2 separate regions of the Homo sapiens genome follow, and region 1 is linked to region 2. Evidence: read pairs that join two places in POLR2A ChIA-PET (ENCODE). Cell type or tissue: MCF 10A. All regions are shown on one strand. Each heading gives the region's core, and the rest is flanking DNA. Links, peaks and the distances in the headings are about the cores only. Region 1 has its middle 140 kb from the start of CASC17. Region 2 overlaps LINC00673 (long intergenic non-protein coding RNA 673).

What was found. Peaks named below come from ENCODE experiments on the same cell type or tissue, not always from the same donor. Only the 100,000 strongest peaks of a DNase experiment are listed, where the experiment ranks them.
Region 1: POLR2A ChIA-PET joins it to region 2 with 5 read pairs; 1 of 35 experiments calls an interaction of 5 or more read pairs at or near these places.

The regions. Positions count from the first base shown.
Region 1 is chr17:71,055,888-71,058,803 of GRCh38, reverse strand. No RefSeq gene overlaps it. Among named protein-coding and RNA genes, the nearest start is that of CASC17, 140 kb to the left of the region's middle. In MCF 10A, for the core only: no CTCF peak of the experiment used is centred there; a DNase peak (open chromatin) is centred at 1,193.
Region 2 is chr17:72,459,605-72,462,520 of GRCh38, reverse strand. The region is part of intron 1 of LINC00673 (long intergenic non-protein coding RNA 673); the gene reads left to right. Among named protein-coding and RNA genes, the nearest start is that of LINC02003, 120 kb to the right of the region's middle. In MCF 10A, for the core only: no CTCF peak of the experiment used is centred there; a DNase peak (open chromatin) is centred at 1,180.

The sequences.
Region 1 (2,916 bases), core at 159-2,658, 1.4 Mb after region 2:
AATTGGGGAAAGAGGAGTAGAAGCAATACAGAGGCTTTGACTTTCAAACAAAAGTTTTGTATCTTGGAACATATTTAACCTTAAGAAGAACCTGTTCACATTACAAGTACACTACTGTGAATATCTTTTTTTTTTTTTTTTTTTTTGAGATGGATTCTTGCTCTGTCGCCCAGGCTGGAGTACAGTGGCACGATCTCAGCTCACTGCAACCTCCACCTCCTGGATTCAAGCAATTCTCCTGCCTCAGCCTCCCGAGTAGCTAGGATTACAGGTGTGTGCCACCACGCCTGGCTAATTTTTTTTTTTTTTTTTTTTTTTTTTTTTTTTGTATTTTTAGTAGAGACAGGGTTTCACCGTGTTAGCCAGGGTGGTCTCAGTCTCCTGACCTCGTGATCCCTCGGCCTCCCAAAGTGCTGAAATTACAGGCGTGATCCACCACACCCAGCCTGTGAATACCTTTTAAAGTAAATAATTTTGTTTATCTGTGATTTAAGTTTGTCTTTCAACATGTTACTCAGAGCAGGTTATAACTTTATGACAAACCGAAGGTCAATTGTGACTATTTATTTTACTACTTTTCAAGTGCAAGGCAACCTCAAATATTAAGGCAAAAATAATGTGAAGATAGACAACGTTGTTAATATTGGCTCTTCTTCTTTTGAACTCCTGAGTCAGCTTTTATCAGGATCTCAAGACTGAAACGAAATTCCAAACTCTTCCTTCCTTTTTTCCTCAACTTCCCAAAAGAGAGAAATAATATACTCAGACGCCTTTGGTGAATCGCTTGCCAGCTCTACCTAGCAAATATAACTATAGTGTAACATTAACTTTTTTCCTCCATAAATTACCCTTAAAGTATGCATACATTTGGTTGGCCATTTACATCCAAGAAACACCTTCTGTAGAACGGTTCGTTTCAGCAAAGCTGCCAAGCTGGGGAAACAGGGGTATTATTCAAAGGCTTCAGGCCTCATGTACTGTCCTTTCACTATACTAACAGGAGAAAGCACAGCCTTGAAGAGGCAGATAAAGAAATTCAGAAGATCCAGAGACCGAGTTCACTGACCACATAGAAGCACCAAAACTTTCAGGAACCAAAAGTATAAGCCAATGAGAAAGTATTGAGAAATAATGGTTAAGGGAATTGGAGATGTATCAAAGCCAACGCATTTTTTTTTTCTGTATTTCACCATCCGCGTAAGAATTACGAAACCTGGCCTTAAATTATGCCTCTAAATATTTATGTGGCCCTAGCTACTTGGCTTCTTTGTGTCCCGTTTTCCTTATTGCTAAAATGAAGAAATTGTATAAAATGACTTCTAGTTATCTTCAATCTTTATTATTTAGAAGACATACATTCTTAAATATAAGTTCAAGCTTATTTTTAAATATGAGTGAAAATGTTTCTAGTGATACGTATGAAAGCTACACACTAAATATTATTTGAGAAGTTTCTAAAGATACCTCAGTAACGTGTATTGGGAGAAAAAACCCGCCATTTTAAGGAAGTAAAAAAATAGTAACAATTAAGGAAGTGCTTCTGATTTTAAGTTAAGCATAAAGAAGGTAAGACCTCACTTAATAAATAAAAAGGGAAGCTGTTCAGATGCTTTATTCAGCGTTCTTTTCACTTTATTACTTTAATTACATTTTACTACTTATAACCTGATTTATGGCTCTACTCAGCTGTTTATTTATTAATGCAGGAACTCAGCATTCCTCAGGGAATAGACATATCTTTTGAACCATGCCAATACATCTGACGCCCCCATCATCCCACTGGCTGGATAAAATGTAAATTCTAAAATTATACATGGACCACAACCTGAAGATTTTCAAATTCTTTATCCACAGGTTACCTTTAGTTCTAGATTCTTCCTCCTAGAGGATAGTAAATGCCATTATCAATACTAAATTGTGATTACATTTTCTTCCCATGACACATTAACACTGGTATTATAGTCAATGCATAATGAATCTAGTACATTGGCATAAATGGACTTAATAGTTTCTATTTTATTCTATTTATTTTATTTTGAGATGAGATCTTGCTCAATTGCCCAGGCTCAAGGGCAGTGGCGTAATGATGACTCACTGCAGCCTCAACCTCCCAGGCTCAAGCAATCCTCCCTTTTCAGCCTCCTGAGTAGCTAGGATAACACTCATGCACCACCATGCCTGGCTAATTTTTTAATTTTTTTTTTTTTGTAGAGATGGCGTCTCCCTGTGTTACCCAAGCTGGTCTCAAACTCCTAGACTCATAGAATCTTTTTGCCTTGGCTTTCCAAAATGCTAGAATTACAGGCATGAGCCATGCACCTGATATAATAGTTTCTTTGTAGAAAACCTGTGAAAATCATAAGCTGGTTTCTTACTTAAAACACAGACCTTAAAGAATCAATCAGGTTATATAATTTAAATTTTCTTATTTAATAATAAATGTTCATGAAATAACCCAAAATTTGTTCAGCAGGCATAAGAAAGCCCAAATTATTCTTCCCATATCCACAGTTAGGAAGTAGAGGTTATAGGTAGCATAAGTATACTGAAAGATCCATTTTTTTCCTCCTACATGTGCAAATAATTGAGATTCTTGGATTCCTCTTTCAACTGTCTGATATTTAGTGGAAGACCACATTTCATGGTGTTTCTGTGGAGGAGGTGTCTCTGTGTTTGTATTCATGTAGATCAGCCTACAGAGGGTATGGATTGTCTTCAACTGCAGGGGGTGTGAGTAATAATGGCCACGATGCCTTCACACCCCATCTACATCATGGAATGAGATTTCCAGCAAGATCTCTGAGTAAATTTCACCCATCATGCCTTGGATGTGGAGTTTTACAATTGGTCTCATCATTTCTTTCCTTCCACCAACTGCTATATTCCATTTCCATCAGTCTATTCTTCGCATACTAA
Region 2 (2,916 bases), core at 213-2,712:
TACTATGTCAGCACTGAAAGATTGGTTTTGGAATTTAGGGAGGAAAAACCCACAATAGCTAGAAGAAGAGAGGTGAATATTATTCTCTGCTAAAAAGAAAAAATTCTTTTATCAGTCTCCTGGAGAGAAGTGGGACTGGCTTTTGGTGGTTACAGGGTGGGCTGTCAGGAGTCACTTTTCTTCACTTCTCTCTCTCTCTCTTTTTTTTTTTTCTCTCTTTTAAAGTCCTCTGTGGAATGTTTGGAAAAGATTGGCAGATTCTAAAAGAAAATGCTGTTGGCTCCTGGAATTGTCTCAGTGGCAGCACAGAGTGATGACCCTCTGGGACTTGGTACCAACAGGCATCTCACTGCCCTGTTTCACTGGAGAGAGAAGGACAGAAAGGGAAAGAGAGAGGAAGGGAAGGGGTGAAGAGGGGAAGGGAGGGAAGGGAAGAAGGGAAGGGAGAGGAAGGAAGGAAGGAAAGATAGATTGAGATCTGCATGGGGTAGTTTTGCATGCAGCCTCCCTTGGGGCAGGGAGGTGGTTTGGCAACCTGGCTGACCTTTCCAGGACTTCTCTAGCCCTGAAAGACGAGGCACACACATTGTTGGGTGACGTGTACAGATGAACGTGGCAGCTGCTCGTCCATTCACCCAACAGATATTCACTGAGTGCCTACTAAGTGCTGGGCGCTAGTGACCAACAAAACAGAAAAAAACCTTTGCTCTCCCTCACTAGAGTGAAGACAGACTCTAAGCTGATAGACAAATTGATCTGGAAGTGATAAATGCTGTGGAATAAAAGAGAGGGGTGAGGGATAAAGAGTGATGGAGGGCACAGTTAAGAGTGTGGCCGGGGATGGGCGCGGTGGCTCACGCCTGTAATCCCAGCACTTTGGGAGGCCGAAGCAGATAGATCATCTGAGGTCAGGAGTTCGAGACCAGCCTGACTGACATGAAGAAACCCCGTCTCTACTAAAAATGCAAAATTAGCCAGGCGTGGTGGCGCATGCCTGTAATCCCAGCTACTCGGGAGGCTGAGGCAGGAGAATCTCTTGAACCTGGGAGGCAGAGGTTGTGGTGAGCCAAGATCGCACAACTGCAGTCCAGCCTGGGCAACAAGAGCCAAACTCTGTCTCAAGAAAAAAAAAAAAAAAAAAAAGAGTGTGGCCAGGCTGGGCACGGTGAATCACGCCTGTAATCTTAGCACTTTGGGAGGCAAGGAGGGTAGATCGCTTGAGCTCAGGAATTTGAGACTAGCTTGGGAAACATGGTGAAACCCTTTCTTTGCAAAAAATACAAAAATTAGCCAGGCACGGTGGTGCATGCCTGTAGTCTCGGCTACTTGGGAGGCTGAGGTGGGAGGATCATCTGAGCCCGGGGAGGTTGAAGCTGCAGTGAGCTATGATTGCACCACTGCACTCCAGCCTGGGTAACAGAGTGAGACCCTGCCTCAAAAAAAAAAGAAAAAGAAAGAGTGTGGCCAAGAAAGGTTTTCTCAGGAGATAACATTTGAACAGAGACTGGGCAGATACTTGGGAGAAGAATGTTCTAGACCAGTGGTCAGCAGACTGTGGCCCTTGAGCCAAATCCAGTTGGCCACTTGCTTTTGTAAATAGAGTGTGATTGGAGCCCAGCCACACCCATTCATTTCCCTGTCATCCATGGCTATCTTCTCACTATTGTGGCAGAGCTGAGGAATTTTGACTGGGGCCTCCTGACCCATAAAGCCTAAATAGTATCTGGCCCTGGACAGAGAAAGTTTGCTAGCTTCTGATCCAGACAGACCTGTCCATTCCCCCAGTGATGGACACCTACATTGTCCCAAACTCTTTGGCGCCACGAGAGACAACTCTTCAACAAACATCCTCCCCAGGTCACGGGGTTTACCTGTGTGGGATTCCAGGAGTGGAGCTTCTTTGTAGATTTAGGGTGAGCAGGAGAGCGGAAAACTGCCGACAGGCGATTTTAATCAGATTATAAAACCTGCCTCGTCCCATCCCACTGTACAGCACTCTTTTCATACAGGGGCTGTTGATTCTCTCGGGGACAAACATGGCTCATCTTGGCTTTGTTTAGGGCCTGTTATACCCCTGATTCCTTCATTCTCAGGGGTTTCCTGTGTCATCAAACATGGAGAATGAATGAATCAGGCGTCTGGGACCAGGGACCACATTTACACAGGCACTGAGAAAACCAGAAAGGCCTGGGAAATGTCAGGGATGGGGAGGGGAAGTGGTGCTGTTCTGAACTGCGGTGTTGTAACCTCTCCGTAGTATAGATTTTTAGAATTTTTGTTTATTTTTCATCTTCCTTCAAGGTCCTCCAGTCTAGCCCCGAAGCTTCCTAAGAGCAAGATCCATCTTTTATTCCTCCCTCTATTCCCAGGGCCCAGCAAAGCACTGACCCGTAATAGGGACGTCGCAGGTTCTTTTTGAATAAAGAAATGCCACCTCCTGTCAAGCTCTTCTAAGTGAAGTAGAAATTTGTTCATTTAAAAACAATCATTTACGTTCTAAAGCTGAGCAGAAATGAGTTCAGGTGTTGTTGTTTGTGTGTATGTGTGTGTATCTGTTTTTGGAGGGGGGTGTGTCACACTGAATAGACAGTTGAGAGCCTCCCGGACGTGCTTATGGCATAGACCTGACCAGCGTTTCTGTCTGGGCTGCAGAGGACATGAACAAGGGCCTGGAATTCTGTGTTCTTGCCTGGTGGTCTTGGATCCTCTGTGCAGATCTGTGTCTTTCTCACCATTCCAGGCCCAGCTACACGTCTCGGCTCTTCCACAAAGCAGCTTCAACTCTCAGATTTTTCTCTGGACTTTATAGCATTTAGTAACTGTGCCATTCATCAGCAATCAATCACGCATCGCCCTGTGCCATCTCTCTAAGCTTGTGTGAGAACACTGGGTTCTTGGTTAGACCGTGGCTCCCAT